2 separate regions of the Homo sapiens genome follow, and region 1 is linked to region 2. The links are chromatin loops, found by intact Hi-C in ENCODE. Cell type or tissue: Caco-2. All regions are shown on one strand. Each heading gives the region's core, and the rest is flanking DNA. Links, peaks and the distances in the headings are about the cores only. Region 1 has its middle 47 kb from the start of GACAT3. Region 2 has its middle 38 kb from the start of GACAT3.

Region 1 (16,354 bases), core at 5,470-13,469, 84 kb before region 2:
AAGACCTGAAGAATGGAATGTGGCAGGCCTGGGCCCAGACTCAGGGGAATGGGAAGGCCAACCCCTCCCAGGAGCGTTCTCTGCCAGTCTCAGGACTCGGAACCGGACTCGCACGCTCAGGGTGTGGGCCTCTGCCGGCTACTTTCCAAGAAGCAATGAGACCTGCTTGGAATTCTTAGTGGGATTATCTGGAAGTTGCTGGCAGAGGGGGTTGGGTGCTGGAGGAAGGAACAGGCAGAGAGATCACGTGTCTCAGGTGCTGCAAGGGAGGAGCCCCCGTTTCCGCTCCCTGTTCTGCATTTCTTTCTTCTCTCCCTCTGTCTTTAGCTCCTTCATTCTATCCCTCCTTGGAAGATGAATAGCCACTTTGTAAACTGAATTCCATTTTACTGGGATCTGTTTTGCAGGGAGACAGCATTGCATGGCGCTGACGTTGCCGCCAGGCTGTGCGGAGTCGAATTCTTCACCACATGCTGGCTGTGTGGGCTTAAACTCTTCGTGTCTCAGTTCCTTGACAGTAAAGGAGTGGAATTGAGGTGAGTATTAAATAAGTTAGTATGTGTGGACATACAGAACAGTGCCTTGCCCTGAGAGCTATCTAAGCATATTCCAGCACCTACAAAGGCTAGGCTGAAATCCCAGACGCAGAGGGACCATGGTAGTTCCTGGATTGAGATCTCTCTCACTGTGAATCGTTAGAGAATTCTAGATGGTGGTAAACGCCACTTGCCATCCAGCCTCCTTGTTATACGATAAGAAACTGATTCCCATCAACACACAGCACTGAGGATGTCCTACTTGTGACAAGCAGTGATTAGCAAATACTAAGTCCCTGGAGACAGGGAGGTGAGGGGCCCTGTCCTAGAGCTTTGAGCTTCCTGCAGCTCCTGGCTCAGGCTGGGCTGGGTAAGGGCTCTGTAAGCATTAAGGATCTTACCTCCTTTTGGCTTTGTTTGTTTATTTATCTGTTTGTTATTTAATGAATGAAGGAATCCCTCAGACAAAGATAAGAATCCCAGTGGCCCAATTAACCCTTTCCAGCAGCTCAGCCTAAAAGTTATGTCCCCTAAAGAGTTCCTTTTAGTAGTTCTGTCTGGTAATACATTCTGAGACCATGTGGCGTGGGGATTCCACAAACCACTCCTTGTGATGCCTCAAGAGCTGCAGACCCCGGAGAACTGGTGTGAGCTCTAGAAGCAAAGTGGGAATCCAGCCACGTGCTTCTCAGGTTTGTGAATCGGCCAAGTTACTTAACCTCTGTTTCTTCATCGTGAAGCATAACCATATCCAACATGTATCGAGCACTTAGTATTTGCCAATAACTGTATAATGGGTTTACACCTATTATCTCATTTAATTCTCACCATTTTAGAGGAGAAGTCAGGGGCACAAAGAACTTACTCACCCACTCAGCAAATAACTTGCCCAGAAGACAGATTTACTTATTGGTTAATAAGTAAATAGCAGAGCTTGGGCAATTATCCTCAGGGCCCTCCTGGTGGTTGTGAGAACTAAGTTTTATAACATTTGGGCTCACAGCAGGAGGTGGCAAATGTTGCTTCTCCTTTCCTTCTCTTCCAAAAACTCTGGACTTTGTCCAGAGGAAAAGTGACCTTGTGTTCTTCCTTCCACCCTCCTTTCCTTCCACTCTTTCTTTCCTTCTTTTTTCTTAGTCCCCTGTTTTTTTTTTATTCACCCAACATTTGTAGAAAACATTCTCAGAATTCTACACCAGCTTCCTTCCTAACAACTAACCTACAAAACTGAACCAGGCAGGGCTGTCCCTGCCCCCAGGCAGCTAGCAGTCTAGCCTTTTGTTGTGCAAGGTTAGCTAATTCCAGGGGAACAAAACAAAAAGAGGGCCAATATCTCCAATTTCTGTTTTGTTTTATTGTCAATCGGAGAAGAGAGAAAATTCACTTGTTGAGCCCCTCCCACTGGTGAGGTGTTCTACGTTCATCCCATTCCATCATCATAGCCAACCTTTGAGAGCTGGTATTATGTTTATTCTTTATGTTAAAAAAAAAAAACAAGAAAGAAAAACTTGAGACCTGGGCTTCTCCGGAGCTAGTCCGCGGATACACAGTGAACAAGAAACCGTGATGGACTTTCGCTCACTCCTCTGCAGGCCACTCTAAGCCTCGGCTTCTCAATGTCCTTCTTTCTGGGCTAAATTTGCAAATGGAGACTCAAAGATGTCTAGACATTTTTCTCTTTTTTAACAATTTTTTTTTGGATGGCTGGGTGCTGTGCCTCACGTCTGTAATCCTAGCGTTCAAGAGGCCAAAACGGGAGGATTGCTTGAGTTTAGGAGTTCGAGACAAGCCTGAGCAATAAAGCGAGATCCCTTCTCTTAAAAAAAAAAAAAAAAAAAAAAAGTGGAAAACAAAGTTTGAAAAGTTTTTTTATTTGCAAAGTCTAATTAGCCGCTGATATTTCCCCTGGTAAACATCCTTCTTATAAATTCCCATACTCAGCCCCTCAGTGGAGCTAGGAGCTGGGTGTGGTGGGGATCCCTGGCCTGCACCCCCTTCTGCCCAGGGCATGCTTGGCATTTGCCAGGCCCGGCTGCAGCCTCAGAGCTCGCCCTAGATTTACGGCAGCGCACACAGCTGCTTCCAGCCAAGGTGAGGCCTTCCTCTTTAATGGTACCGTTTACAAGTCAATAAAGCCCGGATGGAGCGCTGTTTCCGCCGCTGGTCCCACCACTCCGGGCTCCGTTGTCTCACCGTGCAGTCTGGGTGCCAGGGGGCCGGCTCTGGGGACTCTTTTCTCCCGTGATGGCTCTGCTCCCACCTCGGCCCCAGAGCAGCCCAGCCATAAAGGCTTCCCACCCCCATGAGGGCAGAGTTCAAAGCCCGGCTCCCCGGGATCCTCAACTGCCAGCCCCTCCTTGCTTTATGGCTCCTGCAGCCACTGGAGTCTTATCTCCTGTGCTGAGATAAAGGCTCTCAGAAAGCCCCAGCCCCTCAAGATGCCTCGGCCCCTGGGCTCAGGCTCCCCACTGTTCTCTGGGATCTGATCAATGAGCTGGAGGAAAGTAGCCTTTTCAACCCACTGAGACAATGCCCCTCTGCGTGTGGGGGTTTCCCTAAATAAGACCTGCAGGGGCTCTGCCTAGGGGGAAGCTGGGACACCTCGGACCTCCCAGCCAAGAACCCCCAAGCCCAGGCGATAACGAGGTGAGAGATGGAAGCTTAATGGGCCCAGGCGTGTGGGAACGGGGGGCGCAATCCGAGGGACACAGCCCAGCAATGGCAGAGCAAAGTCAGGGCTCGTTCACCTGACCACTAGTTCAGGGAGCAGGGCAGAGCGCCTACTGTGCGCCCAGGGCTGCGCTCCATGCTGTGTGCTCAGCATGGGACAGAGGAAGCAGAACAGGAATCTGCTGGGCAAAGAAGAGGCCAGGGATATTTACAAAAGCCAGACAGTGAGAAAGAGACGGGTTAGGGTCCATCCCCAGAGTGGCTGCAGTGGGGGTGCACCATGGGTCCTTACAGAGCACAGGGCAGCTGGTTGCTCAATCCCTTCCTCCTAGTACATGCCTACACCAGAGACTGGTGGTCCCTGGAAGCCCTGTGGTGAGGGCCTGGTCACCAATCCATCACCGCAAAGTTCAGGCTGAGGCAGCCTGTGTTGGGTGAACCCCAACCCAGGAACTGGGATGACCAGTAGAAGTACCGTGAGCCCAGGGAGACAGGAGTCTAAGAAGGGATGCTTCTCATTCGTACACACACACGCCGGCCTACAAACATCTGCCAACCTGCAGGTGTTTGTAAGTAAGCCCCAACACTTACTTTGTAAGTAAGAAGGCATCCTAAGAGCCTCACTTCTTATGAGAAAAAAACTCAGGCCCAAAGAAGTTCAATTGACAACAGCTAATATAAGGCCACCACTAGTCTACTTGGTCCCTCCATGTGAATTAGAAAAAAGGCGCCCCTGTGGGGTGGGTGCAGCCCCAGGAGGCATGGCTTGTGAACAGACAGCACTTTTGTATAAAGGAACAGGAGCCCTTTCCTTGAGTGCACCCAGGCACTCAAATTGTCAGGGAAAGTGAAGGGTGGACTTCTGCCTCCTGGTTGGGCATCGCTGTGCACCTGTGACTACGCTGAGCTCATAAGAGAAAGTGCCCCCTCCACATAACAGCAGGTGAGGCAGAGAGACCTGCGGGGCTTCTGAGTTGGGCACAAGTACAATTCAGTCCCAGCTCTGTGACACCACTGACCAGCATTGCAGCTGTGGGCAACCCACCATTCCTGCATCTGTAGACTAAGGTGGAAAATACCTACTTCATGGGGCTTGGCAAAGATTGAAGAGTAGATGGTTGTTCTTATTATTCCAATGCCACAAGAGCAGAAGCTGAAGGATCCCCAGAGCCTTGGATGTTTTCCTTCCTTCCTCACTTAGAGAAATGCCTTAGTTATTTGTTTCCTGCCAGAGTATAATTACAGTGCAAGGACCTCATTCTCCAGTCCTGTTTTAGTGAAGAAGGAAGGAAGTCCAGGCCTTTTTACCTCAAACTCCCTGCTCAGAGATGCCATCTGGGAGTTTGACTAATCTGCTGTTGCAGCCAACAACTCCTCTGGGTTCCAGATCTAGGTGCTGTGCAGGCCACTCAGGACTGCCCTTGTCGCCATCAGTCAGCCACTGTTCTCAGCCCTGACCTGCAGGACACCCATCTTCTCCCATGGCCCTGCGAGTTCATGGCTGGAGGAGGAAGGGAGGTCTATCCACACACTCTGAGAAGCACATCGGGGCATTTTGGCTGACGGCCATTCCCACCATGAGTGTATCTGCAAAAATAGCCATTTTGTGTCTCTCTTTGGAGAGCCAGTGCAGAGCCCTGCACCAGAAAAACACTTGCAAAAGCCTCGGAATGACTGTGAACCCATCCTAACAGGGGGCCCTGAACTTGTCCACCTGCTTTAGAGCCCAGCTTGGTGGCTCACCGTATCCAAGGAGGACCGCCGGCTTTGCTCCAGAGAAGTGCCAGGAGAGTTGTTTTCATCAAGTTGAAGGAAGGACACATAACTCTAAGACCAGCCCTGATCTATGACCTGCAGCAAGTTCCTCTGCACTCTGCAGCAAACTCATCTGCAAAATAAAGGAATAAGAATATGTGACCTCCAAGGGCCCTTTCAGACCTGTGGTACTGGGAGTTACAAAGGATCCTTGCCTAATCTGCGGTGTGAATTGAAAGAGAATATTATTTGTGAAGACTCAGCTGCTAGGGAAGAAACTTCCTTTTCAGTGAGATGACCACTGGAGTCCTTCAGCTTTTACAGAAAGAGCCATAAAGTTATTTTGCAAACAAAGTTGACCTTTAATGAAGCATCTTCTGCAGGTTCAAAGAAGAGAGCCCTGGTCCGTGCACCATGAGGTTGGATTCATGTGTAAGGTGTGAACAGAGCAGGAAGATCCTGACGAATGTTGTATTTCAGCTAAGATTTAGGAGATTGCCTCCCACACTCACAAGGGCCCATGTGCTGTCTGCCAGGCCTGTGCTGAAGACAGAGACACAGACACTCCTGCCCTCTAAAAGGGCCTACTCTAGGGGGAGTCATAATGAGGACTCTCCACACACCTGTTTACCAGGGACCTTTGAGAATATCACAGGCCCATGAGGTAGACTGAGCAAGAATGGTCACCTGTATCTTACCAAATAGTTAGCTAAGGCTCAGAGATGCACTCATTTGTCTAAGGCCACACTGCCAGGGAGTGGAAAGTTTGTGAATTCCAATCTTCTGTGTCATAGGCCAACTCTTCTGCAGCCTCTCTCTCCACTGCACCTTGGTGTCTACATGTAACAGAGGACTTAAGACTGAGAGGTTGGCCAAGTATGGTGGCTCATACCTGTAATCCCAGCACTCTGGGAGGCCAGGAGTTCTGGCAAGAATCACTTGAGTCCAGGAGTTCAAGTCCAGCCTGGTTAACATAGCGAGAACCCATCCCTATTTAAAGGAAAAAAGAAAAAAGACTGAGAGGTTATCATCTCTCAGGGTCTCCTACACAGAGTAGGTGCTCAGTGAATACCTGTTGAGTAAAGCCACCAGGTTCTTGGCTCCACTACTCTAGACAAAGACTTGATTTGCATCTTTCCAAGCCTTTAATTTGCTTCTCTCTGGCTCTTTCATCTTGAGTTTTTGTTGTAGGGATGTTTGTTACAGGATTGTGGCTTTTGCAAATGGAAAATTCTAAAAGGTATCAGTCCTGCAATTTTCTTAATCCTGCTGGTATTCCAAGCACAAACTACACAGCATAGTGCTCATTTCCTCTAAAAATGTCACACACTTCTGTCCATCCACAATGGCAGGAAGAGAAAGCAGAGCCTTAGAATTAGGCAGATCCGAGATCTTGTCCCTGTATCACTGGGGTCAAGTATTGGCCTTTCTGAGCCTCAGTGGTCTATTCTGTAGAATGGGGTGAATCTTCACTTTGAAAAGATATCAGAGGGACAAATGAAATTCCTAAAATCCCCAGTACACCATGGGTTGGGTTGGGTTTTTGGCAATGTGAGCTCCCTTATCTTTCCCACTCCCTAAGGAAGACTTGGGCAAGTCCCATCTATGGCCTATTTTCTTCTCGGGAAGAGTTTTTCCACCATCAAGTTCTCTGTCTCATTGGTGTTTCAAAGCCATGAGCCTCCAGAATTATTTGGTAATCATCCCTGCCCAATATGTTCCATGTACAGAGCAGCAGCAGAGCAGTGTACGTGACACACTTGAAAAGATAATTGGTAATGGGGAGTGATTTCTTTATGTGGCTTCCACTTTGCCACTTTGGAGACACAACTATAGAGACTTTGGGGCTCTTCATATCAAGGAAATACCAGCATCATTACAATCAGAGTCATCTTATCTGTTAGGCCCTAGAGCTACAGGACCGGGCTATCAGCTCTTTAGAGTCCTGCAAAATTATTTGAGATCTGAAAACAAAAAATAATTGGCCCTGGGCTGGGCGCGGTGGCTCACGCTTGTAATCCTAGCACTTTGGGAGGCCTAGGCAGGCGGATCACTTGAGGTCAGGAGTTTGAGACCAGCCTGGCCAACATGGTGAAACCCCGTCTCTACTAAAAATATAAAAATTAGCTGGACGTGGTGGCGGGTGCCTGTAGTCCCAGCTACTCAGGAGGCTGAAGCAGGATAATTATTTGAGCCTGGGAGGTGGAGGTTGTAGTGAGCCGAGATGGCACCACTGCACTCCAGCCTGGGTGACAAAGAAAGACTCTACCAAAAAAAAAAAAAAAAAAAAGATTGGCCCTGCAACACAAAATGAAAACTGCAAGGTCAAAGCAGATGGATGGTAAGTCAAATGTCTGAGAAATGTAAAGTTCTTTCATATGCCACTTCCTGAATTGATGAATTTATCATTCATGAAAATTTCATTACATTCAAAAACAGTTTGTTGATTATATTTCATTACTTTGCATGAGTACCCAAATAGGCTGAGAAAATTTTTAAAACTTTCTGTGAAAGTAAAGTATCTATAGCCAAATAATTTCAAAGGCAAAGTTACAAAAGTTCTTTTAAACTTAAAAAAAAAAAAATAGAGATGATGTCTCTCTCTTGTCACCCAGGATGGAGCACAGTGGCACAATCATAGCTCACTGCAGCCTCCAACTTCTGGGCTCAAGCGATCCTCCCACTTTAGCCTCTTGAGTAGCTGGGACTAACAGTATGTGCCAACACACCAGGCTTAAGCTTTTACTAAAGCAAAAATAAATAAATAACATGATGTGCGATGTAAGTATATCATAACATATTTGATGTGATGTTGGGCAGGGTCTCCAAAAATAAGAATGCTAGGCCAGGCACAGTGGCTCAAGCCTGTAATCCCAGCACTTTGGGAGGCCGAGGCAGGTGGATCACCTGAGGTTGGGAGTTCGAGGCCAGCTTGACCAACATGGAGAAACCCCGTCTCTAATAAAAATACAAAATTATCCAGTGTGGTAGCACATGCAGGTAATCCCAGCTACTTGGAAGGCTGAGGCAGGTGAATCACTTGAACCCTGGAGGTGGAAGTTGTGGTGTGCCAAGATCATGCCATTGCACGTGTGTGCATGCTTGTTGCCCGGGCAACAAGAGCAAAACTCCATCTCAAAAAAAAAAAAAAAAAGAATAAAAGAATGCTGAAGGCCTACAGAGGTCTTTAAAGAGTCCTGATATGGTTTTGCTGTTTCCCCACCCAAATCTCATCTTGAATTGTAGCTCTCATAATTGGGAGGGACTGGGTTGGGAGATAATTGAATCATGGGGGCAGGCTCCTCCCTGCTGTTCTCATGGTACTGAATAAGTCTCACAAGATCTGATGGTTTTCTAAGAGGAAATCCCTTTCACTTGGTTCTCTCATTCTCTCTTGCTGCTGCCATGTAAGACGTGCCTATCGCCTTCCATCATGATTGTGAGGCCTCCCCAGCCACGTGGAACTGTGAGTTCATTAAACATCTTTTTCTTTATAAATTACCCAGTCTCCGGTATGTCTCTATCAGCAGTGTGAAAATGAACCAATACAAGTCCCGGCCATCATCTGATCTATTCTGAGGGATCGGGGTTACCTGAGGGATTGGGAGATTCCTGATGCTTTCACCAAGAGGTAAGTTCCCACCTGGGCTGCCCAGCAAGCTGCAAAGCCTTTCAGACATTTGCCGACCCAAGCATCAGGTGCCATCTTCAAATGTGGGGCCAGCCAATTCCCCTCTCCCCAGCCCCTGCTGCAGGGCATTCCACCAGCTCATAAAACACTGGCCATGGAGCCCTGGGTTAATATTTACTCAGTACAAACCATTCTAGAGTCAGAGGCAGAAGGCCAATCTAAAGTTAAAACATTAAAAAGGAAATTTCACCCCCTGCATCCGTTTTACAATTTCGTAAGACTAGACTGTGGCTCACAGGTGGATTTTGCCCACAACCAGTGGCGTTACCTGGAGTACAGGAGAGAATTCTGGGTTTGAAACAGGCTATTTAGATCTACTTCCAGCTCCATCAGTTGCTGACACTGAAGAAATCTTTGTTAATTCCCTTCTAGACTTGTTTCCATCACTGTAAGATGGGGTTGATGATCCCCACCAGGAAACTGTAAGCCCTGAATGAAACGAGTTCTGCTAAGATTTTTGGAACCTGAGAAACACCATACAATGTAAGATGCTTATACATCGTCTGGCCAAGAATTCTTTTTTGACTTTAGTGCAACAATAAAGGACTCCAGCCAGGCGTGGTGGCTCACACCTGTAATCCCAGCACTTTGGGAGGCCAAGGCAGGCAGACCATGAGGTCAAGAGTTCAAGACCAGCGTGGCCAACATGGTGAAACCCCGTTTCTACTAAAAATACAAAAATGAGCCAGGCACAGTGGTGTGTACCTGTAATCCCAGCTACTCAAGAGGCTAAGGCAGGAGAATCACTTGAACCTGGGAAGCACAGGTTGCAGTGAGCCGAGATCGCACCACTGCACTCTAGCCTGGGCAACAGAACGAGACACGGTCTCAAAAAATAAATAAATAAATAAATAAAGGAATCCTGATTGAAATAACATTGGCTTCAATTAACAATGTAATAGTAAATACTGAGATTTAATTGTAGCAAGTAATCTTTTCCAAAGATGAGCACATCAATGTATTTCATATCCCATCTGGTAAACTCTCCTTATACTGGGGTGGATAGTAGGCCTCCATTGAGACATGGGATTCATGCTCCCTCTCCTTGAACCTGGGTGGAACTATCTAACTCCCTCCAGCAATGAAATCTGGCAAAAATGAGTGAGTGACTTCCGTTTCCACCTGGGTCTGTTTACTGGGACCTGGATATTTGGAGCCCTGAGCTGCCACTGAAGGAGTCTGGCTACCCTAAAGCCACGGTGCTGGAGAGACCATGTGGAGGGGCCACATGGAATCAAAGAAAAGTGCACAGGTGGCCCCAGCTACTAATGCGCAATACCACCAGGTGGTGAGATAATCATTTTATTTATTTAACTGATTCTTTTTTTTTTTTTTTTTTTTTTTTGAGATGGAGTCTTTGTCTGTTGCCCAGGCTGGAATGCAGAGGTGTGATCTCAGCTCACTGCAACCTCCGCCTCCCAGGTTCAAGAGATTCTCCTGCCTCAGCCTCCTGAGTAGCTGGGATTACAGGTGGGAGCCACCATGCCCTGCTAATTTTTTGTATTTTTAGTAGAGATGGGGTTTCACCATGTTAGCCAGGCTGGTCTCAACCTCCTTGGCCTCAAGTAATCTGCCTGCCTCAGCCTCCCAAAGTGCTGGGACTACAGGTGTGAGCCACTGTGCCCAGCCTATTTATTTGATCCTTTGTGTATACCCGCATTTCTAAAATTTCTATAGCAAACACATATTACTTTAAAAAAATAGTTGTTTCTGAATTCCATTTGTATTTCCATCTTCTCAAAGCATCACCAGGCTTTGGCTGAGATCTACATGGAATTCCAACAATCTGACTCTTTGCATAATTCAACAAAATAACTGTTTGCCTTAGAACCCTGACAAGCTTCTACTGGCAGGCAGATGCCAGGAGCCACTGCACACCTCAGTTGAGCTCAGGGGATCCAGTGCTCAGATTTACCCATAATTAGAACCACCAGCCCAGCTGCCCCAGCCATGGAGCAAGCTTTCCTGAGCCCTAATGTCTGTTTTTCTACCATTGGAAATCTTTCATTTGTTCATTTCTTCCTTTGCTCATTCATCAAATATTCGTTGAGCCTTCTGTGTGCCAGGCACAATACTAGGTGCTAGGGACACATCTGAGGGCCCATGGGAGGTCTCTGTCTTCGTGCAATGAAAAGCACAAATGAAGCCGTGACCTGAGAGTGGCATAAGCGCTGTGGGAGGGGTGTCCCAAGAGCAGTGAGCAGACAGAGTGGAGGCACCCAGCCCAGATGAGAGATTCAAGACACTTTGCAGATAACAGGATATGCTAGCTCAAGCGTGAAGGGGCGAAGCCTCATGCAGGGACAGGAGAAGAGGAGCTTTCAGGAAGAAGGGACAGCATGGGCCCAGGTGTTTCTCCAGAACCCAGAGGCTCTCCACTCTTCAGCACTGTTAGTGGTAACTCCAGGACGGCTTCCAAGCACTGGATGAAAACATCCAACTCATTGTCCCTGTTTCATTCCCAGCCATTTGGTCCTCAGACCCCAGAATCAGCCCAGGATGCATTCAAGGTGCCCTACCTTAGGGGGCCCTGCCCTCCTGGCATCAGGACTCAGGGAGACACTGGTGGGGAAGGGGACTCTGCCCACCAGCTCACGTTACACCAAGCTCTGAGACGCCTCCACATCTAGTCAATTCAAGAGAGCACTGAAGTTAGAATCAGACTTTGGGTAAGTCCTTGCCCCTCCCTGGAACCTACAGGGTTTCCTTGTCTGTAAAATGGGGATAACAAGGAATCCCAGAGTTACAGGGTATTGTGAAGTCAAAGGAGATCATGTACACATGCACACTTAGCAACATGCAAATGCAAGATGTGGAGCTGCCCCGGCCCCAGCTCCAGCTCTGGCTCTGTGCAGCCTCCGACTGCTTATGTAAACCAGCCGCGATGCTGATGTAGCATGAGGCTTCTGTTTTCCACATTAGTGAGCACAGAAAACCTCGAACCATGACCCTGACACAGGTCTTTGGTTGCCATAGAGTCTCTTGTACTCCTGTACATTGTTCACTAAACAGGCAGGGCAGAGAGAGCTTTTCTTGCTCTGAGGCCAATGGCCAAGGTCCAAGATGCTGCTGGTGACACATTTCCCCTGCCAGCCGGCCCCACGACGCTGCCGGCCAGGTGGGGCTTGTGAGACAAGTGCCCTTAATTTGTTCTGACATCCAGCCAGGGGGAGCACCAAGCCTCCAGGGAGCACGAAGAGCTTGTCATGTCGCCCTATTATCCCACTGGAGCCGAGGGCGGAGGCTCTGCCATGAGCCCCAAAGCTGCTGCCCTGGGTGGGTTCTCGTCTCTGTGGATCACAGCCTCAGCCCACGGCTGGCATGCATCCTTCTACACCACAGTCCATCATCATCAGGAGGCTCTAACAGGAAAGCCCTGCCATGCTCCCCGGAGGTCCCTTGATGCCTTTCCTCAGGACCCTGGCCAGGAAGCTCATGCTGCCTCCTGCGGGGCTGGCTTCCTCCTGCTCCCCAGCCTCACCCTCTGCCCCACCATTTGTTCTACCCAGAGCCAATTCTGACCATTTGTTCCATCCAGGCCTCAAATGCAACCCCACACCTCCTCTTCCATATAGCTTGTGCCAATCCTTTAAATCTCTGTTAAAGTGTCAACTCCTCCAGGAAGCCTACCTACCTGGAAACACAGGGCTCTGTTTCTCCCAAGAGCCCAGAGATATCTGTATTTATCATGCTGTAATGTAATTGCCTGGTACCCGTGCCGTGGGACTACCCACCCCTACCCCAGAGCCCTTGGGTTCACTGGGAAGTCTTCGGTAAAATAGAACAAAAATTCGTTGGCATAGGTATTATGCAATGAGAGGGGATAAATATTAGAAATGAAAGATCCATTCATCTTGTGGGTGCTCGGTTTGGAAGGCTGTGCAAAGGCCCCGAGGTCTTGCTCTGTCTCTCCAGGGTGCAGGTGCCTCAGATCAGAGCCCAGCTGGCTTCTAGCATTCTGGCTGAGTGGAGTCCAGCCCCTGAGGGAGGCAGAGGTGGAAAATGGCAAGGGACTCATAGGCGCACCATAACTCTCCCAAAGAGATAGAACCTGTTTGGTATGTGTGTGTGGAAATTGGAACCAGAAAGAACGTGCCGCATTTCCCAGAAGCACCCTGAGAAAACTAGTTTTTGCCACATGAATTTAGAGATTTCTCCAAATTCTGGCTCTGTGATCAAAAGAGTTTGGAAAATGATTGTTTGAACAAAAGTAAACAGGTATTTTTTTCTGCAGACTTCTCAGAGTCCTCAGTGGTCTACATTGCAAATCTCGGAGAGGGGACTAGAGTGTCAGACTTGCCATGCGTATCTGGCAACAATGTCTGCTTTTAAGAAATACCTCTTAGTGTCTCACAGAATCAATTTTTCAGAAGACACAATTTAGAAAATGTTGTTTGGTCGGGTGTGGTGGCTCACGCCTGTAATCCCAGCACTTTGGGAGGCCAACACGGGCGGATCACCTGAGGTCAGGAGTTTGAGATCTGCCTGACCAACATGGAGAAAACCCATCTTTACTAAAAATACAAAAAATTAGCCAGGCATGGTGGTATATGCCTGTAATTCCAGCTACTCAGGAGGCTGAGGCAGGAGAATCGCTTGAACTTGGGAGGCAGAGGTTACGCTGAGCCAAGATCATGCCATTGCACTCCAGCCTGGGCAACAAGAGTGAAACTCCATCTTAAAAAAAAAAAAAGAAAAAGAAAATGTTGTTCTAGGCCTGGCATGGTGGCTCACACCTGTAATCCCTGAACTTTGGGAGGCCAAGGTGGGCAATTGCTTGAAGTCAGGAGTTCGAGACCAGCCTGGCCAGCATGGTGAAACCCCGTCGCTACTAAAAATACAAAAAATTGGCCAGGCATGGAGGCAGGCACCTGTAATCCCAGCTACTCAGGAGAATAATTTGAACCCAGGAGGTGGAGGTTGCAGTAAGCCGAGATCCCACCACTGCACTCCAGCCTGGGCCACAGAGACAGAGCAAGACTCTGTCTCAAAAAAAAAAAAAAAAAAAAAAAAACACACCAAACAAACAGAAAATGCTGTTCTAGAGGTAGCTGGGAGTTCCCAAAGGGCCATATCTTCTAATATTCAAATCTATAGAGGGATTTTATTGATAATACATATTTTTGATACATCACACAGTGCTGTCTTTTACTGACACAGCTTGCTTCTTGCTGATGCTGTGAACCATGTGAGTGTTTCCCTCATTAATGTGGCTGCTAGGAAGCTCAGAACTGAGTCCTTGTCCACATCTAGTCATTCCCCAGGCCCTCAGAGGGGAAATGTTAACTTCTAACTTTTTACCTGTTATCACCTTAGTTCTTCTATCCTTATTTTCTCTTGACCATCATTCCTTTATTTAATCATTGTAAACCTGTTTTACTGGTATGTTAAAATCCTTTTGAAAAAGAGGTAAGATGTACATAAATAAATGTAAACAAGTATAATCATATTAGTAGTAGCAATAATGATAACAAAATCACTTTCTTTCCAAAGAATAGGTGAATTTCCTGTAGGTCTGAGCATAAATTCTTTTCTGACAAGGTAGAGAGGATCCCAGATGCATCTTTTTCCGGGGCTTAATTTTCCTGCTTAACCCTTTCATTCTGCTCTTCAAAGTCAGAAGAAATGCCACCCTCTGTCCCCCTCACCCCTTGAAAGACTGAAACAAAACCACCCTCAAGATCAAATTGATTACATTAATGACAAGGAGAAGAGAGGATGGCCTGTGTCCGCTCTCTGCACTCAGCCACACAAGAGGCTTTTGTGCTCAGGAGAGAGATGGGGGCCAGGCACTTGATAAGCCGTATCCACTGGGCGTGGCCTGCCCCGCTGCTGCTTCAGCCCTTGAAGGCCCAAAAGGCTGGGTGGAGAGAAGGCCCCCGAATCCTGGCCACAGCCCCTGCGGCTCACCTTGGTGGGGCCAGGACTGGCTGAGGACCCAGTCTGCCCAATACCTAGGTAGCCACTTCCGGGTCCCTCTAAAGACCCAAAGGAGGGGTTGAGGGTTCACCAGCATTAGCCTGTTGGAACCTCCTTTCTGTATACAAACCCAGCTGAATCCTCTTCCCTTCGGATGCCTTGACCGTGAAGTGACCCACACATCATAAGAACTATCCTGCCTGCCTTTCTTCCCTGCACTGGAGTCCTTTGTTGTCACCCACGAATGGCTCTTGACCCGCTCTCTGGACAACTGTCATGTGCTTCCAGGAGTGGAAGGACAGTGGCTGCCATGTCCTGTTCCATTTCTCCTTGGAGCCCTGGGTGGTCAGGGAACAGAGGATTAGTGTCTCTCTCTCTCTCTCTCTCTCTCTCTCTCTTTCTCCCTCTCTTTGTACACACACCCATTTCCCCCAAATGCCTGAAGGATATTCCTTGCAAGACAGACAATAGGTATGAATAAAACTGTAGACACAAAGCTAGGAAAGGAGTCACCCAGGCCCAGAAGGACAGTGGGAACTGCCAGGTTAGTTGGTCCTCCTCTGAGCCCGTGGACAGCCTGTGTACCCCATCCTTCCATTCACTTGTGCGTTTGCCCCAGGAGATGTTCTCCTTGAGGACTGGAACCTCATGGAATTCAACACGGTCCCCTCGTGTCTAGGGCCTTCCTCTAAGGATAACCTCAATGAATTAAGAAGCAAGAAAAAGGCTGGAAAGATAATTAAAAAGAGGAAAAGGGGGTGAGGGAGGAGGTCATCAGTGTTTGGGGGTAAAAGACATTTTATTCATTATCTCTTTTAATCTTCACAATAACTTTAAGAGTTTAGATGTTAGCATTGGCCCCATCTCAGATATCAAGACCTTGAGCCTCCAGGAAGTAGGGCAGCCTTCCTGGCTCACTGTTAAGGTGTACCTGGTCAAGGTTGGGACCAAATTCCAGCCACCTCCACAGCCTGGCTCTTCTGCCTATGGCCACGCTATGCCACTGTCACTCAGACCCAGGGTGTACCTGGTCAAGGTTGGGACCAAATTCCAGCCACCTCCACAGCCTGGCTCTTCTGCCTATGGCCACGCTACGCTGCTGTCACTCAGACCCAGGGTGTACCTGGTCAAGGTTGGGACCAAATTCCAGCCACCTCCACAGCCTGGCTCTTCTGCCTATGGCCACGCTACGCTGCTGTCACTCAGACCCAGGGTGTACCTGGTCAAGGTTGGGACCAAATTCCAGCCACCTCCACAGCCTGGCTCTTCTGCCTATGGCCACGCTACGCTGCTGTCACTCAGACCCAGGGTGTACCTGGTCAAGGTTGGGACCAAATTCCAGCCACCTCCACAGCCTGGCTCTTCTGCCTATGGCCACGCTACACTGCTGTCATTCAGACCAGCCTAGGAGTTTCCATTTCATCCTAGAGGCAGCAGACCTTGAAATCTTTCTGAAAACGTGTGAGTTGAGTTTGCAAAGTGTGTTAAAATTAAAATAGAAGGCCGGGCATGGTGGCTCATGCCTGTAATACCAGCACTTTGGGAGGCCAAGGGGGGCAGATCACCTGAGGTCGGTAGTTCAAGACCCGCCTGACCAACATGGAGAAACTCCATCTCTACTAAAAACACAAAATTAGCCAGGTTTGGTGGTGCATGCCTGTAATCTCAGCTACTCAGGAGCCTGAGGCAGGAGAATCAACTGAACCTGGGAGGCGGAGGTTGTGGTGAGCCAAGATCACGCCATTGCACTCCAGCCTGGGCAACAAAAGTGAAACTCCGTCTC
Region 2 (16,354 bases), core at 4,332-12,331:
AAGAAAGCATTGAAAGGGGAGTCCTGAAGGAACCATTTATATGGAGATCTTTTTCGTGGCGCTGTTCAGGAGCTTGGACGCAGTCCACAGCTAACAGGGCCATTTCTGTTTCAACCAGAAGACGCCTAACTATCTCTGGCTTCTAACCAGTTATAATGGCTAAATACACAAGAAAAGAAAAAACAAAAGAAAGAAGAAAGAAACAAAAAGAAACAAGAAAAGAGAGAAAGTTTAGTAAAGAAAGAAAAAAAGGGTATGTTTTTCCTCTAGTCTCATGGTACTGTGGAGCATTACAGCTGGAAGGGATCTCTCATTTTAGCCCATCCAGGTGTTTGGGGCTATAGGATCCTGATCCACCCCCTAAAGAAATCCATGGACTTAGGAAAGATGGACAATGGCCTGAGCAACCCATATTAGAAATCCTCATGTGCACTCCCTCCAAAGCTGGACTTCCAGGTACTGTCAGTCCAGGAACCTGGTGATACCTCGCAGGGGATCCCCATCACAGACAGGGCCTCCCTCCCTCCCCTCAACCCCCACCTTCCACTCCTCACCCTGCTCCCCACTCCATGAACCTGCACAGGGTGGAAGGAGCTAGAGAATGCTGTGTATAAATCCTAGCTCTATTGAGTCTCAGTTTTCTTTGTGTGTAAAACAGAGATAATAACACCTACCTGGGAAGGTCCTTGTAAGGATGACATAAATCAATGGCTGCAAAACACCTAGAAAGTGCTATCCACAAAGGAGGTGCTCTGCCAGTAATGCCAGACATCTTGCCCCATTACACAAAGACTTCCCATGAGGAAAGAAGTCGCTGGAAGTTTTAAGGGAATAATTTCCCTTTCCAGGTCTTCAGCTTCCAAGTGTACTCTTACCCAAAATTGATGGGGCTGAGGATCCCCCTGAGATCGGCGTCACACTGTGGAGGTGGCAACTGAACTAAGTCTTAAGGGATAATAAGTCCCTCATTAAGCATTAAATTGAGAAAAGAATGAAAGAGAAAGGTTTCTAAGCAGAAGGAACCTGGCACTGAAATGTAAGACAGCCTGAAAATGCATGGGGAGACAATGAGATCCACCTCTGAGTAATCTTGTAAAAGTAAAAATGTCACGGTGCCTCTAAGGATAGTTAGTCCAACCATCAATAAGTGCAGGTTGACCTAATGATTAACCAATTGATAACAAAGAGTTCCTAAATGCTATCTCCTCATTAGAAGCCTTGATTGAGCTAAGTAGGATCTTCCAAAGAATTTAGGCTCCTCTGAAACAGCTGTTCCTCTGAGACAGCTGTTTGCCTGGATTTTCTTGCAGAGCTCCTAAAAGGCTTGTCTGAGGAATGATGCGACGTGATCTGATGTGACCGCCGGAGCTGAACTATCGGTGGTTGAAGGAGGCTCTGGGGAAGCTGTACCCCAGAAAACAATCAGTGCATGAACCCCTATATTTTGCGAAAGCCTAACATTTTATAACTTTTTTTGAGTACAGAGGTCCCCTTACTCTTTTCTCACCTTCTCTTTTATTGTTTATAATTAGTTCTGCCATGGTCCCAAGTAACCACAAAGCCCCGAAGGTGGGTGCCCACAGCTCATCGCTTTGCTCCTCCGGGGCCACAGCACTTCTTGGCTATCATTGGCTTTATTTTCTACTGAGCACATTGTTATCAATGCCTTTTCTTTCTCTTTTAACACCAAGGCCTGTAGACCACTGCTTCTCAAACTTGAATGTGCCTACGACTCAGTGTTTTGTGAAAAGGCAGATTCAGCTCTGTTAAGTGTGACCTGAGGACCCCGGTCCTGCATCTCTAATACGCTCTCAGGTGACGCAGATGCCACTGGTCCGTGGACCACACGTTGAGTGGGAAGGTTGTAGACTGGGTTGGCAATTGCTCCCCACCAGCCCAAAACAAAACCTCCTTGCAGAAGTCACACAAAACTGAGAGAGCTCATTCATTGATAGGATTGTCTCTGTGCCTCCTTTTTGGGGAGCTGACAACAATCTTTTGCACTGGTATGGCAATTTACTATTTACAGAGCCCTCTCCTGCCTGTCTTCTCATTTCTCTTCCCCCCACACTGGGAGGAAGTCCAAGAAGGCAGAATCTAGGCTGGGCATGGTGGCTCACATCTGTAATCCCAGCACTTTGGGAGGCTGAGGCGGGTGGATCATTTGAGGTCAGGAGTTCAAGACCAGCCTGGCCAACATGATGAAACCTCGTCTGTGCTGAAAATGTAGAAATTAGCTGGGCATGGTGCTGTGCGCCTGTAGTCCCAGCTCCTCAGGGTGCTGAGGCAAGAGAATCATTTGAACCCGGGAGGTGGAGGTTGTAGTGAGTCAAGATTGCACCAATCACTCCAGCCTGGGAGACAGAGCAAGACGCCATTGAAAGAAAGAAAGAAAGAAAGAGAGAGAGAGAGAGGAAGGAAGGAAGGAAGGAAGGAAGGAAGGAAGGAAGGAAGGAAGGAAGGAAGGAGGGAAGGAAGGAAGGAAGGAAGGAAGGAAGGAAGGAAGGAAGGAAGGAAGGAAGGAAGGGGAAGGGAAGGAAGGAAGGAAGGAAGGAAGGAAAGAAAGAAAGAAAGAAAGAAAGAAAGAAAGAAAGAAAGAAAGAAAGAGAAAGAAAGAAAGAACGAAAGAGAAAGAAAGAAAGAAAGAAAGAAAGAAAGAAAGAAAGAAAGAAAGAAAGAAAGAAAGAAAGAAAGGGCAGAATCTCCCCATTAGTGAAAGGAGGAAAGCAAGGCTCAGGGAGGCCCCAGTTTTCCAAGACGCTCTAGTCTTCGTGGCACTGAAAAGCTAACTTGCCTCTCTCATGCCTACTGTTGCCCCGGGCTGACAGCCCATAGCTTTGGTGGCCTCTGGCCTGGAGCAGAGAGAAGAAGCCAAGGAAAGCATCATAGTAAGAGAACAAGTTGCTATGCCCGTTGATGACAATGTCATGGCTACACTTGTCCATACGTTAAAATTGCCTGAGACTAGCTTGTGCCCCAACGCCAGGTATCCTACCTGTCTATCTCTACTCTCTTCTCTTCTTCACAGCAACCCTGCAAGATCAAATGTACTATTTTCTTTTTACAGTTGAAGAAGAAGTTAAGTAACTTGCTCAAGGTCCCTGAGTCAGTTGCGGGGCGGGGTTCAGCGTCAGGGCACTGAACATCCCAGGCTGTGTTGCTGTAGTAATCTGTTAGAGCTCTTACATGTATTACTCATTCTAGTCATTTTGTTGCCCACATCATAGTGCCTTGCTCTTCCAGAAATGTCTGTTACATTCCAGAAATATCTGTTGAATAGAATTAAATGGAATTTATCTGAGTGATGTCTTATAATATATTATATTTCAATAGCTATTGCCCCTTGAAGTGACTAGGAAGTGGGAACACAGCCATTTCGTACTCTAAATAAAGTTAGTGCCACTTCATGTTTGTGAACTTGCCATAAAGAAAATGTTGCAAATGAAGTACAATTAGAAACAGGGCAGCTAAGGTGCAATAATTATTTGTTTCTGTTGCATACTTTCTGTGGGTAAAAGATCCAACCGTCCATAGGTTTCTTTCTTCATTTTTACTTTGTTCTTACCAATAATAAATATAAATAATAATAATAATACCTTTTTCGCACCATATTATTTGCCAGATACTCCACTGGGTATACATTATTTCACTTAATCCTTACAAAAAGCCTAGAAAGGAGGTGTTATTATCTTTAAAGCTAAGAAAAATGTGTTCAGCAAGCGTGAGTGCCTGGCCCCAAATCATATCCCTGGTAACAGGGTTTCCATAGTTCCTCTGACATTGTCTCTTCTCTTTGTTTTTACCACATTGTCTTTCCAACACTGATGCAAATTTAGTTTGAAATGAGATGAAACTGACTAAGGTGAACACTTTGAAATCACCTACAATATATTGTGTCGTTTTTTTTTGGGGGGGGGGGGTTGGGGGAGGGGACAGGGTCTCACTTTGTTGCCCAGCTGGAGTGCAGTGGTGTGATCATAGCTCACTGCAGCCTCCACCTCTCAGGATCAAGCGATACTCTTGCCTCAGTCTCCCAAGTAGCTGGGGCTACAAGCATGCACCAATGCACCCAGCTAATTTTTTTTTATTTTTTGTGAGATGGAGTCTCACTGTGTTGCCCAGGCTGGTCTCAAAGAGCTGGCCTCAAGAGCTACTCCCACCTTGGCTTCCCAAAGTGCTTGTGAGCTCATCTACAATACTTATATTGTTTTCTCATATTTATGATCATTTATTCTCCCCTCCCCTCTGCCACCCCCCCAATGCCCAGCCCTTGAAAATGCTCTGCCTATTGCTAAGTTATGGAGGAATCAGCAGAAGCCTGAAGAAGGGTTATTGTCAACTAAAAGCCAGGCAAGAAACCATTTTACTTAGCTATTCTGCTCCCTGCAACGCTTTTTAAATTATAGCACATCTTTCCATTTCTGGTTAGACCAGACTGTATTGCTTTTGGCCAAAATCCATGCAAGACCTGCAGTGAATGAGAAGAGCATGTACAAAGTTATTCTGAGAAAGTCACCACATAGGGGTATGTTCCTGAGCATGAAAATATTCACATTTCAGAGCTAATTCACAGAAAATCATCACACAAATACCTCACTCACAGTCTCATTCATTCGAGTCAAATATTTGTTGAAAGAATGAAATACAGCATCTAAAGTGAGTTTTGTTCTGACCTTTCAAGTGGTGAAAGGAAAAAGAGATCATAAAACTATGTCTGGGTCAAATTATCAGTAACTTCCCTTTTCTCTTTCACGATTGACTCTCTGTGATTGATCCTCTGGGAATAACTTCCCCTGAGCTCTTGGCAAAGTTTCAGACGATAAACATATGATGAAAATATTGACGAAAATCGTTCGGTTCAGGGTTCACTAGTCTTGAGTTCATTGGCTTTGCCTCTGATGGAAAAACAGTCAATGTCTGGATCCAGACGGTGGAAACTACCATCCTGTCTCGCCTGGAAGGGGTATGGGGTACCAAGGCAGGGGGCCCCATACCATCCTGTTTCACCTGGAAGGGGGATGGGGTAACAAAACAGGGGGCCCCATACTGTCCTGTTTCGCCTGGGAAGGGGGATGGGGTACCACGGCAGGAGGCCCCATATCATCCTGTCTCGCCTGGGAAGGGGTGTGGGGTACCACAGCAGGGGGCCCATACAATCCTGTCTCGCCTGGAAGGGGTGTGGGGCCCCATACCATCTTCTCTCGCCTGGGAAGGGGTGTGGGGTATCACGGCAGGGGGCTCCTTAGCCATCTCGCCTGGAAGGAGGATGGGGTACCACAGCAGGGGGCCCCATACCATTCTGTCTCACCTGGGAAGGGGGATGGGGTACCATGGCAGGGGGCCCCATACCATCCTGTCTCGCCTGGGAAGGGGTGTGGGGTACCACGGCAGGGGGCCCCACTGTTACCCCCTCTGCTTGCCTTACAATACTAGGGGAAAGTGTGGAAGACAAAAGTGTTCCTCTCTCCATCCCTTTCTCTTCAGCACCTGAGATCGGCTTGGTACCAAAAAAGTACTTGCCAGCTGAATGGAAGAAAAAAGGAAAGGTAGGCAGGAGGAAGGAAGGAGCCTCATCTTGTTCATCAAGTGAGGTAAGGGCAAGCCAAGAAGTGACGCCATTTTAGGAAAGAGGCAAGGACGTGAAACAACCCAGACTAGGGAGGAATCTAGAAGCAGTTTGTTCATTAGGTGCAAGGTGCAGGGCCAGCCTGCAAGGTGCAGGAGAGCAACTGGACCAATGAGGGTTTCCATGCCAACCTGAAGAGGTTGGTCTTTATTCTCAGGATGACAGTCATCCGTCGTTGGACTGTTCTAAGGAAGACAGAGATATAACTAAAATGGTGTTTTAGAAACAGCTTTCTGGCTGCAGTGAGAGAAGATGGGTTGGGGGGTGAGGAGCCAAGGGTGAAGAAAAGGAGCGCTAGAGGCGCCCCCACGGGCCATGGGGCAGCCTGCAGAAAGTGCAGATGGACAGTAGCAAGTTAAAGGCAGGAGAGCCGACGCCCCGGGGCTTGCCTGGCTGCTGAGGGTGACAGTGGAAAATCTAGGCGGGCGTCCAGATTTCTCATACAGAGGTGACACAGGACGGGAAGCAGGTTGGAACGTTCCGTTAGGAACATGATAAATAGCTACTCTCTGTTGCTATTCTATTTCCCTTTCATTTAGTTTGGACAAGGGAGGCAACCCTCTCTCAATAACGCCTTTCTTGTTTTTAGCTGTGTTGGTCATTCACTGATGTCGGTGGGGTGGGGGAGCTGGTGGGAGGACTGAGGGCGAGGGGTATTAGTAAACATGAAGCGAAGGCCTCGGGATGGTTGTTAAACAGAGAGCCGGGCTGAATCAGGCGAGGCCGGAACACCTGCCATGTGTCCGATGCCCAGAGCGCCCGGGCGTGTCCCTGAGGCCTGGACACTCCCCCTGCGAGCCGTTTCCAAACCAAATGAGATGAAGACACACAAAGAACAAATGCCTTCGGCACCTACTGACAGCGGAGGGGCTCCCGGGCGCGACTCAGGGACAGCTCCTCCGGCTTTACCTTCGGAGCTTGTGGTTTTGCTTACAGGGGTTTTTAAAAATTTCTGCGTGTGCAGGTGTTTTCTTTTTGTTAGTTTCAACGCAGCCGCAACTTGCCTCTGACATTTCAAAGTGATGGAGGTGCCTTTTCTTCCCGCCACCCTCTCTGGTGCTTCCTGCGCGTCGCGCATCTCGGGCTCTGAAGACCCTTGCTCCGGATGACCAGGAGGAGAGTGCATGCCACACGTCCGAAGCTGCGTCTCCACAGAGATCCCCTCCTTCCTGGTGCCTCGCTCACATTCTTGAAGCCCCCTGGCTCCTTGCCCAACACTCCCCAGTCTCACAAAGAAAAGAATTTGCTTTTTTTTCCCCTTCCTCCAAGCTCTCCTTCTCTTTCTCTAGCTCTCTCACTGTTTGTCTCTGTCTCACAGCCTCTCTCAGTCTCTGTCTGAATCTTTCTGTCTCAGTCTCAGTCTCTGTCTCCCTGTCTCTGTCTCTCTTTCTGTCTCTGCCTGTCTCTCTGTGTGTCTCTGTTTCTCTCTCTCTGCTTTTCAGTCTCTCCTCTCTCTCTTTTCCTCTCTCTCTTTTTCAAATTTCAAAGCGTTGCTTTGAATGACGGACTATTCAGGACAGGCAGAATGAGGCCTCTCTGGGGCTCGGCTGCAGTCAAAGCCTCCCGCACTTCTAAAGGGGCTGCGGCCGGTCTACCCGGGGCGCGGGCGGCGTTGTCGCGGTGGCGGCGGCCCTGCGCCCCGACTGGCCATCTGTATGCAAATCTCAGCAGACCCAGCAAACTTGCATCAGCCTGGCCGGCCTGGCGGGCTGTGCACTCGGCAATTATCAGTGCACATCGGGCCTTTGTGCCCACGGCCGGGCTTTGTGGGTGCCCAGCACCTGCACCTCGGAGGTGGCAGATGGCAGGACTTGGCAGCAATATGGAAGTTTGCCTGAATGTGGCCAAGCCACAAATGGACATCTTTTATTTCTTCCTGGGGGTGGGGAGCTGAAGAGAGGGGGATTAGTGCTGGATTACCACCCATTCACGCACTCGGCAAATATTTATTGAGTGCCTACTATGTGCCCCCAGCCAGTGGTCTCAGGAAGGGCCCAACAAAGGAAGGAAATGATGTGGGTGTTTTGCTGGGAAGAAAGAAAAAAAAATCTGGGAAGTGGCTATTTGCATTCAAAATTGCTACATATGCAACTGGCAGGACAGGTTTTCATTCCTGGAGACTGCAGCCGTGGCAAGCCTAGGAGCCCCTCCCTTCCCGGCTCCTTGCAGACACCAGCTCCTGCCTGGCCCCTGTGCCACATGCTCGTGCAAGCTGATGTAGTGCCACCATCAGAGTGTGCTCTACCCAAGAGTCTGGATTGCCTTGAACCTCAGTGAGGTGGCCTCTGCCAGGGACTCCAGATGAAGACAGAAAAGTGCTGTTGCTTGGTCAATCTGCCCACAGAGTGGGAAATGGTCTGGGTTCGCTGGGGAGACAGGCTGTGTCACAGGTCTGCTGGGAATGAGCTTCCTCTCCCAAGGCGCCTTTTTGTTGTAGTTGTTGTTGTTTGTTTGTTTTTTAAGACAGGATCTCACTCTGTCTCCCAGGCTGGAGTGCAGCAGTGCCATCATAGCTCACTGTAGCCTTGAGCTCTTGGGCTCAGACAATCCCCCCAACTCAGCCTCCTGAGTTTCCAGGACTACAGGGGCACACCACCACACCCAGCTAATTTTTTAGTTTTTATTTTATTATTATTTTATTTATTTATTCATTCACTCATTCATTATTTTGTAAAAATGGGGTTTTGCTATGTTGCCTAAGTTGGTCACAAAGTCATGGCCTCAAGCAATCCTCCCATCTTTACCTCCCAAAGCGCTGGGATTACAGGCATGAGCAACCTCACCTGGCCATGATGCCTTTGTTAAACCATCATTCTGAGAGCTTTGCACATGGAGGAGGCTTTGCACATTTTCAAACTGCTTATAGCAGCCCAAATAGACTAAGACAAATGGAAAAGTAAAGCACTCTACCAGTTTCCCAGGTGAGTTTTCATTTGTTTTCACATAATTCATTCCATAAATTAGAGTGGGAGTTTTGCAGATATGGCATCAAAGCACCTGGTTTCTATAGGAGGTAGTTCAAGGCCAGTACAACAAAGCAAGGAGCTCAAAGCATTAGGGTATGTGCCCTTTCGGTCACTCTGCAAGTTGGTATTCAATTTACAGAGGAGAAAGCCAATCACAGAAATGCAGTGAAAAGAGATCTTATGGCAAGTTTGAGAGAAAGCCCAGATGAAAGCCTTGGTCCCCTGACCCCAGCGTTGAGCTGGTGTGAATGGCAGAGCAGATCTCTCCTCCAAAGTTAGTTGGTCTTTGCTTAACAAGACCATTTTAATGCCAGGCTATGTTGAGAAAACATTTTGACAGGGCCTAAAAATTCTTTTTTATTTCCAAATAAGTATGCATCTGGCACTATGGCCCCAAACCACACTGGAGCCTCAATCTGTCCCCACCTTCTGGGAATCTCTACTTCCCACCCTGTCCCTGGTGCTCCTGCATCTCTCATCCTTGCATCACTTTTGAGCACCTTGTTTTGTTGCACTGGCCTTGAACTACCTTCTACAGAAAGCAGGTGCTTTGATGCCATGTCTGCAAAACTCCCACTCTAATTTATGGAATGAATTATGTGAAAACGGATGAAAACCCACCTGGGAAGCTGGTAGAGTGCTTTACTTTTCCATTTGTCTTAGTCCATTTGGGCTGCTATAACAAATTGCCATAGACTGGTGGCTTCAACAACAAACATTTATTTCTTACACTTCTGGAGGCTGGAAGTCCAAGATCAACATACTGACAAATCTGGTACCTGGTGAGAGCTCTCCTCCTGGTTTGCAGATGGCCGTCTTCTTGCTATGTCCTCACATGGTAGAGAGCAGAGAGAAAGAAGCAGTAAGCTCTTATGTCTCTTCTTATAAGGGCACTAATCCTATCATGATGGCTTCATCCTCACAGTCTAATTACCTCCCAAAAGCCCAACCTCAAAATACCATCACATTAAGGATTAGGGTTTCAACATACAAATTTTGGGGAGACATAAATATTTAGTTCCTAATACTATTTTACAAGAACAATGAGTAACATTCCCTGCTGATTAACAAAGTAGAACTACCAGGCAAATCTGACATCTACATCAACATCTCTAAGGAATGAAGTTGAGCATGTGACCAAATCAAAGTCAGGGCTGGGTAAACCTCAGGATGGGGTTTGAATCAGCAGCTAAGGGAGGAAAGGATCCGGGCAGAAGGAGATGCCTATGGCATATATTTCCTGATGATAACAAATACTATGTATGCAGTTTGAGGGCACACAGTCAAAATATCCAATATGGTGGCTGGTACTGGGAACCATTCGCTATGACTGAGGCATTGCAGACTCCTGGGAACTAAACCTGAGAACAGGGTGTTTGCCTGCCCAATATCATCAACTAGAAATAGCTCCCTGCCCCACAAGCTGGGGTTGGGGGCTGCAATTATTGTCCTGGGTTCCAGGAGGCACCATAAGATCTGGAAAGTGCCCTTCTGTGTACATCCTGAAGGAAGGAGGATTTAGGGCACATTTGGAATTGAATTCAACTTAACACATTTGTACTGTGCAGGGAGGTCAATTTAGACAGGGTGGGTAATTTTAAATAGAGTGAACAAAGGCTCCGAAATGGGAAAAATGCAGAGGTGCTCAGAGAACAGTGGGTTGCCTAATTTAACTAAAATAAAAGTTTGTGAGAAAAACACATGAGATGAAGTCAGTTAAAGTAGGTTATGCAGGGTCTCCACCATCGAATTCCATGGATGAGACTTGGCCCCTGGTCAAAAGCAAGCCCTGTGAGGTTATTGGCAAGAAATGTGCCTTGCTTCGGTCTGTGTCTTAGATAACTCAGGCAGTTGAGACATGAATGGATTAGAGTGGAGAAGTGAATAGAGGCAGGGAGGTTGGTGAAGCAGGTTGGGGGAGCTTTTGAAGATAAGATGTTTCTTCATTGATGCAGGATGAGATAGACTGTAAAGGGGTAAAAGGGGAAGAATTTTGTTGCCTAGAGTCAGCATCCTTATCTGTAAATTTGGGATACTATTACCTAACTGATAGAATTCCTATAATTAAACAAGAATGTATGTGAAAGTACCCAGAACTGTCCCTGGCACACAGTAGAAACTTAATATCTATGTAATAAATGAATGGATTGATAAAAAAAAATGAACAGATAGAGAGGCAGGTGAATGCATGGTGGGTGGATGAATGGAGGGACAGGTGAATGCATGGTGGATGGATGGAGGGACAGGTGAATGCATGGTGGATAAATGGAGGGACAGGTCAATTCATGGTGGATAGATGGAGGGACAGGAGAATGCATGGTGGATGGATGGACATGTCAATTCATGGTGGCTGGATGGAGGGACAGGAGAATGCATGGTGGGTGGCTGGATGGAGGGACAGGTGAATGCATGGTGGGTGGATGGAGGGGCAGGTGAATGCATGGTGGATGGATGAGGGACAGGTGAATTCATGGTGGGTGAATGGATGGAGGGATAGGTGAATGCATGGTGGAAGATGGAGGGACAGGTGAATGCATGGTGGATGGATGGAGGGACAGGTGAATGCATGGTGGATGGATGGAGGAACAGGTGAATGCATGGTGGATAAATGGAGGGACAGGTGAATGCATGGTGAGTAGATGGATGGAGGGACAGGTGAATGCATGGTGGATGGATGAAGGGACAGGTGAATGCAGGGCAAATGAGTAAATGAATAAACAGATTGACAAATGAGGGAGTGGAGGGAGGTACCAGTGGTCAATTGTTGAGTACATTCTTCCAGATACTGTTCAAAGGCGACCTCCTCCAGGAAGCCTCCCAGAACTTCAGCTTACCCTTCTCCCCAACTCCATGTGACCGCTTTTACATTCCCCCAATAATAAAGTGATTCCTTCCTCTCTTAAACTGCCTTGAAAAACAGGCCCCTCCACATTGCTGTGGTCACTCACTCCACTCGGCCCTTGCTTCATCTTAACTCTAACAATGGTCTCGTTCAGGAACACCACCTCACTTCCCCAACATAGGCTCTGGGCACACATTTGCAGTTTGGGTTTTTAGAAGGGCGACTTGCTACTGATGATTTGATTTCATCCCAAGACTTGACCCCACATTCAACCTGTAACGTTGAACAAATACACTTAACTTCACAGGGACTCCCCTCCCTCACCTATAAAACAGACAACTACATCGCAGCAGAAGGTAGGAGGGGTCTAGGCCCTCAGAGTTCCTCTGGAAGGGGCACACAGGAGCCTTGCAAAGGAGAGGCCTTGAGGAAGAATGGTCCCCACCTCATGGCCAAGTGACCTTGAAAGTCGTAGCCGTCTCCCTCCCTCCCTGACAGGGAGCTGGGCTTTTTGCCCAACTAGAGCTCACCTGGCTCCATGTCCGTAACTCGCAGGACTGCAGTGCCCTAGAACAGAGCAGATTCTTTGGCGGCACAAGAGGGTTCTGATACCCTCATGGAAGGAAAAGTAGCCATCTCTGAGAGATGCCACCAGCAATGAGTCAATGAGATTGAGATTCCATCTCTCTCCCTAAGTCCCGTCTGGGAATGAGAATTTTAAGATGAGATGCAACAAAGCGTGGAAATAAGCCTAAAAGAGTTTCCCCCAACATTTTAGTAGAGCCCCTGACTTTGTCTTGTAGATACTGTTTTTTGTTGTTGTTGTTTGGGTTTTGGTTTTAAATAACTTTATCTGAAAAAATCGCCTGATTCAATGTTGAAACTAGAAATTTAGACACAGAAGTCCCGGCACAGTGGCTCACGCCTGTCATCCCCACACTTTGGGAGGCCGAGGCGGGCAGATCACCAGGGATTGGGAGTTTGAGACCAGCCTGACCAACATGGAGAAACCCCATCTCTACTAAAAATACAAAATTAGCCAGCGTGGTTGCACATGCCTGAAATCCCAGCTACTTGGGAGGCCGAGGCAGGAGAATCGCTTGAACCTGGGAGGCAGAGGTTACAGTGAGCCAAGATTGTGCCACTGCATTCTAGCCTGGGCAACAAGCATGAAACTCTGTCTCAAAAAAAAAAGAAAAGAAAAGAAAAAGAAAAGAAAGAAAGAAAGAAATATAGACACAGAAGAGATCATTAGGTCCAATCTCTCTCCCGCTGCAAGAATAGCCCCCTGCCACCCACCCCAACCCCCCACCCCCAACACACATGCAGTTTTCCTGCCTTCTTGTCTCCTGAATCCTGTCAGGGAAGGAGAGATGCCTGCCTTATAGGTCCTGTGGGACTCTGCTAGACAGTTCTGAATATTAAGAAGTTCTTCCTCTGATTAGGACCCTGCCACACAAATCAGACCTCTGCGCACTGGAACCCTTCTGACCACAGGAATCTTTCCCTCTTCCTGACAGTAAAACCCATCTGGACCCTAACTTGGGATGCTTGCACTGTTAACTTGCTTTCCACTTGCAAATGTGGCTTCTCCTCTGACCTAAATTCTGGGCTCCTTGAGGGAAGGGACTGCTCGCTCATCCATCTCTATTCCCTATTGCTCTTGTCCAGTGCCTGGCACAGAGGAGGTACTCATTCATTCTTTAAGCAAAACTTTTCTGAATTCCTACTATGTGTCAGGCCCCAGGGATATAGTGATGAATCTCTCACTTCCTTCAAGGAGCTCAATCTATCCCCAAAACATTTGTTGATTGAGCGATTTTAACTTGAGGCTCAGTTAAGCTAAAAAATAAAAAGTCCATGAGGTGACATTCCATGAGGACACTTCCAGACCTCGTAGGAGGACAGTGATCAGGCTCCTGGTGGGAAAGTGAGGCTGGAGTGGACACCAGGAGGATGCAAGTCCTACTCGTCTTTCATGGTAAAACCCATTTGACTTCTCCAGAGTCGTGATTCTGAGGAGGACAGAATCCAGGGTTGTTTTAACGGCGATATAAGAAGCTCAGTTTACAATCTATGAGCAAATCACTTAACTCTTCTAAGCTTCAGTTTCCTGACTTTAAAAGGGAGCTGAAATCTCACCTCTGAAGGATTATCATAAGCATTAAATTAGATAATATGTGTCTCATATGGAACTCATCAAATGTGCTCAGAAAGAGTAGTTGTCATGAGCCTTATTGGTTAAACCTATGATCAAGGAAGCAGAGTTGAAAAGGCAGCTCCTGTTTTCCCTGGACCATGCACTTGGCCACAGTGGGTGTGGCCTCGGGGCATACTGGGGCCCAGGCAGGAGGCAAGAAGATTGTGCTGGGCCCTATAAAACTCTGAAGGGCCACAGCTTAACTTTCTGGCCAGGAAACTTGAGCACAGCCATCTCACATCAAACACTATGAGCCAGCCCAGACTCATCTGCCTCCAAAGCAAAAGAGGACTCCTTGTTCTACCAGGAAAATGACCTTTGGTTATAAACAGTCTCTATGTTTAGAGCTCTGGTGCATTCTATAGAGACAAGAAGAGATCTTACATAGGGACAGCAAGGCCAGGGCTGCTCTGACCCCCAGCACATCTCTGCTTCCCATAGTGGGGCCGGCTGTGTACCCCTGAGTGTCTGACCCATCAGCTGATCATTACTCCTTTCTTCTGAGTAAGTCCATAGGGCAACGTGGTCATGCAGGCACTTCACAGGCAAGGGCAATGACTCAACACAGGAAGAGGAAAAGAAAGGACTGCCATTGTGCAATGTGATTCCTGGGCAGATGTCATTTTTTTTTTTAAATAGAAAGCAGCATGGGACATGTGCCCCTGTCATGTGTGTGTGCGTGTGTGTGTGTGTGTGTGTGTGTGTGTGTGTCTGTCTAGAAGGAGAGAATGATACTGGAGTTCTCGGTTCAGATCTGCCAGGAACCAACCATAATGCCTGGGACAATTCGGTCAATTTTTCTGGGCCACACCTGAAAATATAAGAGGTTGGACAAGACAGTTTATTTGCTTCTTTTGTTGTATTCAACCAAGATCATATGGATATGTAGTGCTAACATAGCTAATCAGTGCAATACATATGTACACATTCTTAATCATCTGTCTCCTTTTGCAGTCTCCATGCTTTCTGGCATGGTTGAGTCATGAACTTTTTTATTTTTTTTTTAGACAGAGTCTCACTCTGTCACCCAGGCTGGAATGCAGTGGCGTGATCTTGGGTCACTGCAACCTCTGTCTCCTGGGTTCAAGTGATTCTCCTGCCTAAGCCTACCAAGAAGCTGGGATTACAGGCACCCACCACTATGCCCGACTAATTTTTGTATTTTTAGTAGAGATGGGGTTTAGCCATGTGGCCAGGCTGGTCTTGAACTCCTGACCTTAGTGATCTGCCTGGGAGGAGTGATTTTCAAAAAACCAAAAAGGAAAGAAAGAGGAGAAGGAGGGTGGCTGGGTGCGGTGGCTCACGCCTGTAATACCAGCACTTTGGGAAAACAAGGTGTGGGGAGTGTCACTTGAACTCAGGAGTTTGCAACCAGCCTGAGGAAAATGAAAAAACAGAGTGTGGAAATACACAACACAGCAAGGAAAGCATCTCCACAAAAAATACAAAAAGGAAAAAAAAAATAACCAGGTGTGGTGGCATGCACTGGTAGTACCAGCTACTTGGGAGGCTGAGGTGAAAGAACCACCTGAGCCATGATTGCACTACAGAGTGAGATCCTGTCACAAAAGGAAGAAAAAAGGAAGAAGAAAAGGAAGAAGAGAAAGAGGAAGAGGGAGAGGGAGAGGGAGAGGGAGGGGGGAGGGGTGGGGGAGGGGGAGGGAGAAGGAGAAGGAGGAGAAGAAGAAGGAGGAGGAGGAGGAGAAGAAGAAGGAGGAAGAGAAGGAGAAGGAGAAGAAGGAGGAGGAGAAGGAGAAGGAGAAGAAGGAGAAGGAGAAACAAGTCGGGGTCAGCCTATGAGTGAGGCAGACCCTTCTGGCCAGAAACAGAAAGCTGATGGAGGAGCAGGTGTGGAGCACCAGGGAAGGGGAGACGGAATTCACAATCAAACAAACACATGCGGGGGTCCCTAAGGCCAAAGGGTGCTCACTTCACAACTTTCTAGAGAGCCCGAGAGGGAAACTTAAATATTCAGAGAACCAGCATGCCACCAACTAATTGGATGCATTGAACACTAGTCCCTTCATTCCTTCCAGCCTCGGTTTCCCCATAAATTGAACAAATATTTGTCAAGCCCATCCCATGTTAGAAGCATGGCACTAGACCACTGGGGATGAAAAGGTAATAAAGGGGCTTGTCCTCAAGTATCTCACAGTCCAGTGGGGAGGATGGTGATGGAAATGGACCTTCTCAGTTCGTTCCCAGTGACATTCTAAATAGCCGTGAGTCAGGTCCCTTCATTCATCCTGGTAGTTATCCGCTCTCACTGTGCTGCTAGCCAGTCAACTTCTCACCATCTGAATCCCGAGGGACAGGAGACAGCATTACAGAGTAGAGGCAGGCAAGGTGGGGGCAGAGGGGATAGGGAGAATCCCCAGTTCACAAAGCAGCCCACAAGCCCAGGGTGTTCAAAAGATGTTCTCTTTCTTCCAGAACAATTCATCCTGGCCAGGCTGGCCTCCAGAAACATGAGCCCTGGAATTGTCTTCTTCGTGCCTGCCCTCTAGTCTTTGTTCCCACCTCACCTTCCCTGGATGTAGCCTCACTTGGTTTCATGGGATGCAGCTCCTCCCATCCTCACCACACACAGTGACAGCCACAGGAACAGACACTGCCCTACCGACTCCACCATAATCCTCTTGCTTTGACCCACTCCCCACATCTCATGCAGCCCTGGACTCCCCCAGTCCCTGACATCACTACCTAGGTAATGTCCCTCC

What was found. A loop is a pair of places that touch in the nucleus more often than their neighbours do. Peaks named below come from ENCODE experiments on the same cell type or tissue, not always from the same donor. Only the 100,000 strongest peaks of a DNase experiment are listed, where the experiment ranks them.
Region 1: it touches region 2 in a loop (2.1-fold over the local background); 2 of 110 quality-filtered maps call a loop at or near these places.

Annotation. Positions count from the first base shown.
Region 1 is chr2:16,089,597-16,105,950 of GRCh38, reverse strand. No RefSeq gene overlaps it. Among named protein-coding and RNA genes, the nearest start is that of GACAT3, 47 kb to the right of the region's middle. RefSeq lists enhancers at 1-465, 1-937, 466-1,295, 2,127-2,957. In Caco-2, for the core only: no CTCF peak of the experiment used is centred there; DNase peaks (open chromatin) are centred at 5,770, 8,710 and 11,650.
Region 2 is chr2:16,004,241-16,020,594 of GRCh38, reverse strand. No RefSeq gene overlaps it. Among named protein-coding and RNA genes, the nearest start is that of GACAT3, 38 kb to the left of the region's middle. RefSeq lists an enhancer at 6,536-7,147. In Caco-2, for the core only: no CTCF peak of the experiment used is centred there; DNase peaks (open chromatin) are centred at 7,307 and 7,754; H3K4me3 peaks cover 517 bases.